Regions from separate parts of the Homo sapiens genome. Here region 1 is linked to region 2. A link is an interaction called in ENCODE POLR2A ChIA-PET data of the cell type or tissue named here. Cell type or tissue: GM12878. All regions are shown on one strand.

The links. ChIA-PET counts read pairs that join two places held together with the same protein. Peaks named below come from ENCODE experiments on the same cell type or tissue, not always from the same donor. Only the 100,000 strongest peaks of a DNase experiment are listed, where the experiment ranks them.
Region 1: POLR2A ChIA-PET joins it to region 2 with 6 read pairs; 1 of 35 experiments calls an interaction of 5 or more read pairs at or near these places.

The regions. Positions count from the first base shown.
Region 1 is chr7:117,434,592-117,437,091 of GRCh38, reverse strand. No RefSeq gene overlaps it. Among named protein-coding and RNA genes, the nearest start is that of ASZ1, 8.3 kb to the right of the region's middle. RefSeq lists cis regulatory regions at 1,433-1,442, 1,515-1,521 and enhancers at 1,310-1,588, 1,149-1,742, 504-2,285. In GM12878, no CTCF peak of the experiment used is centred here; a DNase peak (open chromatin) is centred at 1,381.
Region 2 is chr7:117,236,759-117,239,258 of GRCh38, reverse strand. The region is part of intron 2 of LOC105375466 (a long non-coding RNA gene); the gene reads right to left. Among named protein-coding and RNA genes, the nearest start is that of ST7-OT3, 55 kb to the right of the region's middle. In GM12878, no CTCF peak of the experiment used is centred here; a DNase peak (open chromatin) is centred at 1,468.

The DNA of each region.
Region 1 (2,500 bases), 200 kb before region 2:
ATCTAGCCACCTCCATAGATAACTGCTAGAGACCCAGTCTCCTACATCATCCTTTCACAAACATTTTCATCCATGGACTCCATACTAGAATATTTGAAGAAACAAACATGACAAACATTTTCATTTACCACTGCTTCCTAGTAGTATATTAGTTAATGCTTCTTAGCCAAAATCCATCTTCATCATTTCCTGATAAATGTTTTCCTCTTTAAGAATTTGCTTTGTTCTCTGACCTAACCATATTCCTTAAAGAAGAAAATAAATCCAGAAAAGAAGCCAGTCCTGTTTTAACAGCTTCCGTGTTCCTACTAGATTTAGAAAACTGCCCTAGACTTGTTGTCTGATATCTTTCTTCCACAACCTTTTCCAACCTTGGCTATATATTAAAATCACCAGAGGAACCTTGAGAAATATCAACTCCTGGACTCTACTCTCAAAGATTTTGACATATAGTAACTGGTTTCAACTGGGGCTGGCTAAAATTATCTCCAGGGAATTCTAAGCAGCAGACAAGGTTGAGAACCTAGACTATTATAATAGACTCTTAACTGGTGTTCCTGATTCTACACTTGCTCCCATAAATACAGTCTTTTCTCCTTGTAGCTAGAGTTACGTTTTAAAACGGTAAAATCAGAGCCATGAAACTTTCTATCACAATAACAATAAAACCTCAAAGAGGCCTTCTCTGAAATTCCTATTTTAATTCTGATTTGCTTCCATTATTCTCTATCTCCTTCACCTGGTTAATTTTTCTTTATAGAATTTATCATTACCTATTACTTAATTATATATTTATTAATTTATCTTGCTAGACTATAAACATTTGGAGGTCAAGGATCTTGCCTTGTCTTCCTCACAACTCTATCTCTGATGCCTAAAAAATACAGTAGCAGCATAGTAACTATTTGTGAAATCAATTAATGCTATATTAAAAAAGCAGTTGCTAATCTTTCCCCTTGACTATTTTGTGCACATGATTTCTAATAATTGAAAAAAAATTGATTTACCATTTTTATGCCTCTAAAATTATCTCCAAAAGAGACAACTAATCTCACTAGATCTCAGTCAAAATTAAGAATTCAGGATCCCAACAGAACTTTTTCAAACTATTGAAAACAAGAATTGTAAAAATATGATAACATTAACTTTAAAACAAATTCCCCGCAAAATCTGCCATCATCATTTGTAATACTAAAACAAACTGTATTAGCTAATCATTGCATATTGTCTGAGTGAAAGCTTGAAAGTTAAAAAAACTCAGGAACTAGGAAGAAGAGCCTAAATCTGAGTAATATTTATTACTGTGATACAGCTGGTTTCTCACCCTCTTTGTTTTACCAGTTTCCTGTCATCAGCGAACCAAGCAGAACACTGAAGTCATTAACCTAGTGTGTAGGTGGCATTCTGACCCACTCCAGGAAATCATCTTGGGGGAATTCCCAAATCTCTTCAGACAAAACCAAATTACTGATTTCTTATCTGGCCAGGAATAAAGCTTGTGACTTACCTGTAAATGAATCATAGCTCATTCTGAGTCTGATTTACTAGTCAGAAGATGAAATCTCCTTTGGAAAGGAATGTTTCCCTCTACAGAGAGTAAAACAAATGATGGAAACAAGTATTCCCCTAGAGAGAGAGAGTGCTTCTGTGAGCATTATACTTTCCAAGTAACATCTGAGCACCACCATAGGGCCCAATAGTCTGGTGTTAGTTCAGAATGTTCCACATCTATGACCTTGGGCAGTTTATATGATCTTCCTGTTCCTCAGTTTCCTCATCTATAAAATGGAGATAACGATAGTATTTACCTTAAAAAACTATAGTGAGAATTACACGAATTAGTGAATACAAAGTGTTTAGAAAAGTGTCAAGGCACTTGGAAGTGCTATTTAAGTGTTAGCAATCACTAGCCTGGTGCAGTGGCTTATGCCTATAATCTCACCACTTCGGGAGGCTGAGGCAGGAGGTTCATTTTAGACCAGAAGTTTGAGATCAGCCTGGGCAATGCAACGAGAATCCATCTCAACAAATTTTAAAATTAGCCTGCATAGTGGCATGCACCTGTAGTCCCAGCTACTCAGGAGGCTGAGGTGGGAGGATTGCTTGAGCTCAGGAGGTCGAGGCTGCAGTGAACAGTGTTCATGCCACTGCATTCCAGCCTGGGCAGCAGAGTAAGACCCTGTCAAAAAACAAACAAAAATTACTAAAAGCATGGACTGCAGAGCCAGCTGTTTCCTGCCCTCCTGGATAGATAACATTGGGCAGATAACATTACCTTTCTGTGCCTCTAATTCCTTCTGTAAAATTGAGATAGCATATACCTCAATAGGATTGTGTATTAAGTGACTTAAGAAAAGCCCATACAATGAATTTATTATCATTATTGCTGTGATTGTCATGATCTTAGATTATAATTCAGTGAAAGATTTTTGAAGCATTGATCTCTTCCATGTCTCCTGCTTCTTTGGTTACTATTTCTTAGGCCCCTGAAGTGATCCCT
Region 2 (2,500 bases):
TCTAGTCTGTCCTGCCTTCCTGCCAATATTTATTGTATTATATTCTAGAATAGAGAATGTCTAGTTCTAGATCATGAGGGAGTGAAGATGAATGTCACAACGTGGAACTCAAATCCCCTGTGGTCCAGAGGAGTAGAGCGGGAGAGAGACAAGGACAGGTACAAGTGACGCCCGGTGGGAAAGTATTACACTGAGGGTTCAGCTGGGAGGACCTGGCCATCGACCTGACATGCAAGAGGCCCTCAATACATTTCAGTTGAATGAGGGAATGAGTGAAAAAAGGAATCTAATTTGCACTAGATATGAAGGAGGTTGTCTGGTTTGTAGGGCATAGTATTTGTGAGATATTAATTCATATTTTCTCCTTGCATCCTTCTTTTTGCCATTTCAAGTGGGATTTTGGAGTTTGGAGCTCTTTATCCCAGAGAGTTGTCGAGGAGAAAAACAGAAGCAGCCTGGAAAAGCTTGTGGCTGTCGGAGGTGGGGGGCTGGGGGGATGGCCCCCACTGCCGAGACGGCCCAGGGTGTCCAGGAGGCAGGCTGGAGAGGTGAGAGGCATAACGGGGTGGTCTGTGGGCCTGCAAGTGGCATCCAGACCTCAGAAGAGGCAGCAGGGGACACACATGGGGAGCCTGGCATGGGGGGCCCGGGGGTCCTGTGGCCTGAGCATGCTGCAGAAGCAGAAAGCTGAGGACTTCAGGGATGCTGTGGGCCTGGATGATGCTATGCTGTCAGAGACACCTAGGATACAGGTGTCTGAAGGCACATCCGCTCTGGAGGTGGAGAGCATCCTGTTCAGGACTCACGTGACATTCCCTGCTGGCTTGAGGGGATGGGGCTCATAACAGGAAGGAGGTGGTTTTAAAGAACATTAAAACTATATATATATATATTCCTTGCACACTTCCTAAAATTGTAGCCTATGCCCCCTTCCCTGAACAAACATACACCATCTTGAGGCTTGCTTGCCCTTTTACAATGGCCAGTTGAGGTTTTCAATTCCAAAGATTTTCTTCCTAAGGTTGGTCACGCACAAGCCGAGGATAAATGGGACTGTGAAATTGACTTAAGCTGAATAGAACCAGAGACAAGCTGGAGAAGGAGGGGAAGAAAACTTCCTTCCTGTCTTCTTTGCTCCTGCTAAAGAATTATAGATATTGCTGTAAGGAGATATAGAGATTACCTGAAGTTCTCCTATTCCTCCAGCCTCTGTGGCTCTCCAGAATTTTCTTGATAGAGGGCCAAGCTGCCTCTGCTTGAACATTTCCATTTTGGCCAGTTCCTGTCTGCTCAGTCTGTTATCCCAGATCCTCAACATCCAGAACTGCAAGATGAGTTCCTTCAAACGCTGGTTTACACCTCCACACCCCCTTCCCCTTTTAAAATTTCAGTTCCTACTACAGCCAACTAGAGCTGTCACTACTGCAGAACAGAAGCCAAATAGGTGATGTGAACATCTTAGAGGCACCGCATGTCCCTCATTTTCAGCGCTTACTTGGGGTACTACGTTCCTGTGTTTACTCAGCTCTCCGGTGACCCAGCACACAGATTTGTTTCAGCTTGATGAAGTGCATGGTCATAGGACAAGAAGGAGAGGAACCAGGAGAAGAACAGTGGAAGGAACACGAACATGTTTTAAATACTTTAACTTGCCCTTAAAGTTTCACATGGAAAAAAGGTGTAATTAAAAAAAATAATTATAGAAATACTGACAGAAATGTAGAAGTAATGCCTGGATGTGATGTATCAGGGTTTACTGCACTTAGGGGCAGGCAGCTGAATACCTTTGATGTTTTCATTAGATATTGCAGAATTACATCAAAAATAAACTCACTGAAGTCAATAATTGGAGAACCAATTACTATTAAATGTCCAAAAGTGGTCACTCCTAAACAAAAAGAAGCCAAAACAGAAATTTCTAAATTTCTATAAAAGAATGACAAGGAGAACACTTTAATAGCAAAATGTACAAGACAAGAAAGCTACACTCGGAGAAGAATTGATTGGTTTAAGAACCTGCCTTTGAGAAATAAAATAAAAATGAACCAATTATTCACTTAAGGAAATTAGAAAAATTATAATTCTTATTAAAAAAGAGCAACTAGGAAGAATAAATACATAGATGAAAGCTGAAAAATAAAATATATGGCAAAAAGAATGGTTGAAGTAATTAGTAAATAAAGAACTTGTTTCTTTGAAAGAACAAAATAGATAAATCTTGTGAGGCTGATTAAAAGGAGAAAAGAGCAAAATTATAGAAAATTAGAAATGAGAAAAGAAGAATAACTAGAAATACAGATGAAATTAAATATATAAATTATGAACCCCTGTCTCTGTGAATAATGCATTCAACACATTTGAATGCATTATTTCCTATATAAGTATACAATCAACTGAACACAAAAAGAAGTGAAAAATTTGCATACACTGATCACCACAGAAGACAGTAAAAAAAAAATGCTCGAAAACCAACCGTTAAACCCTCAAAAAACTGGATATA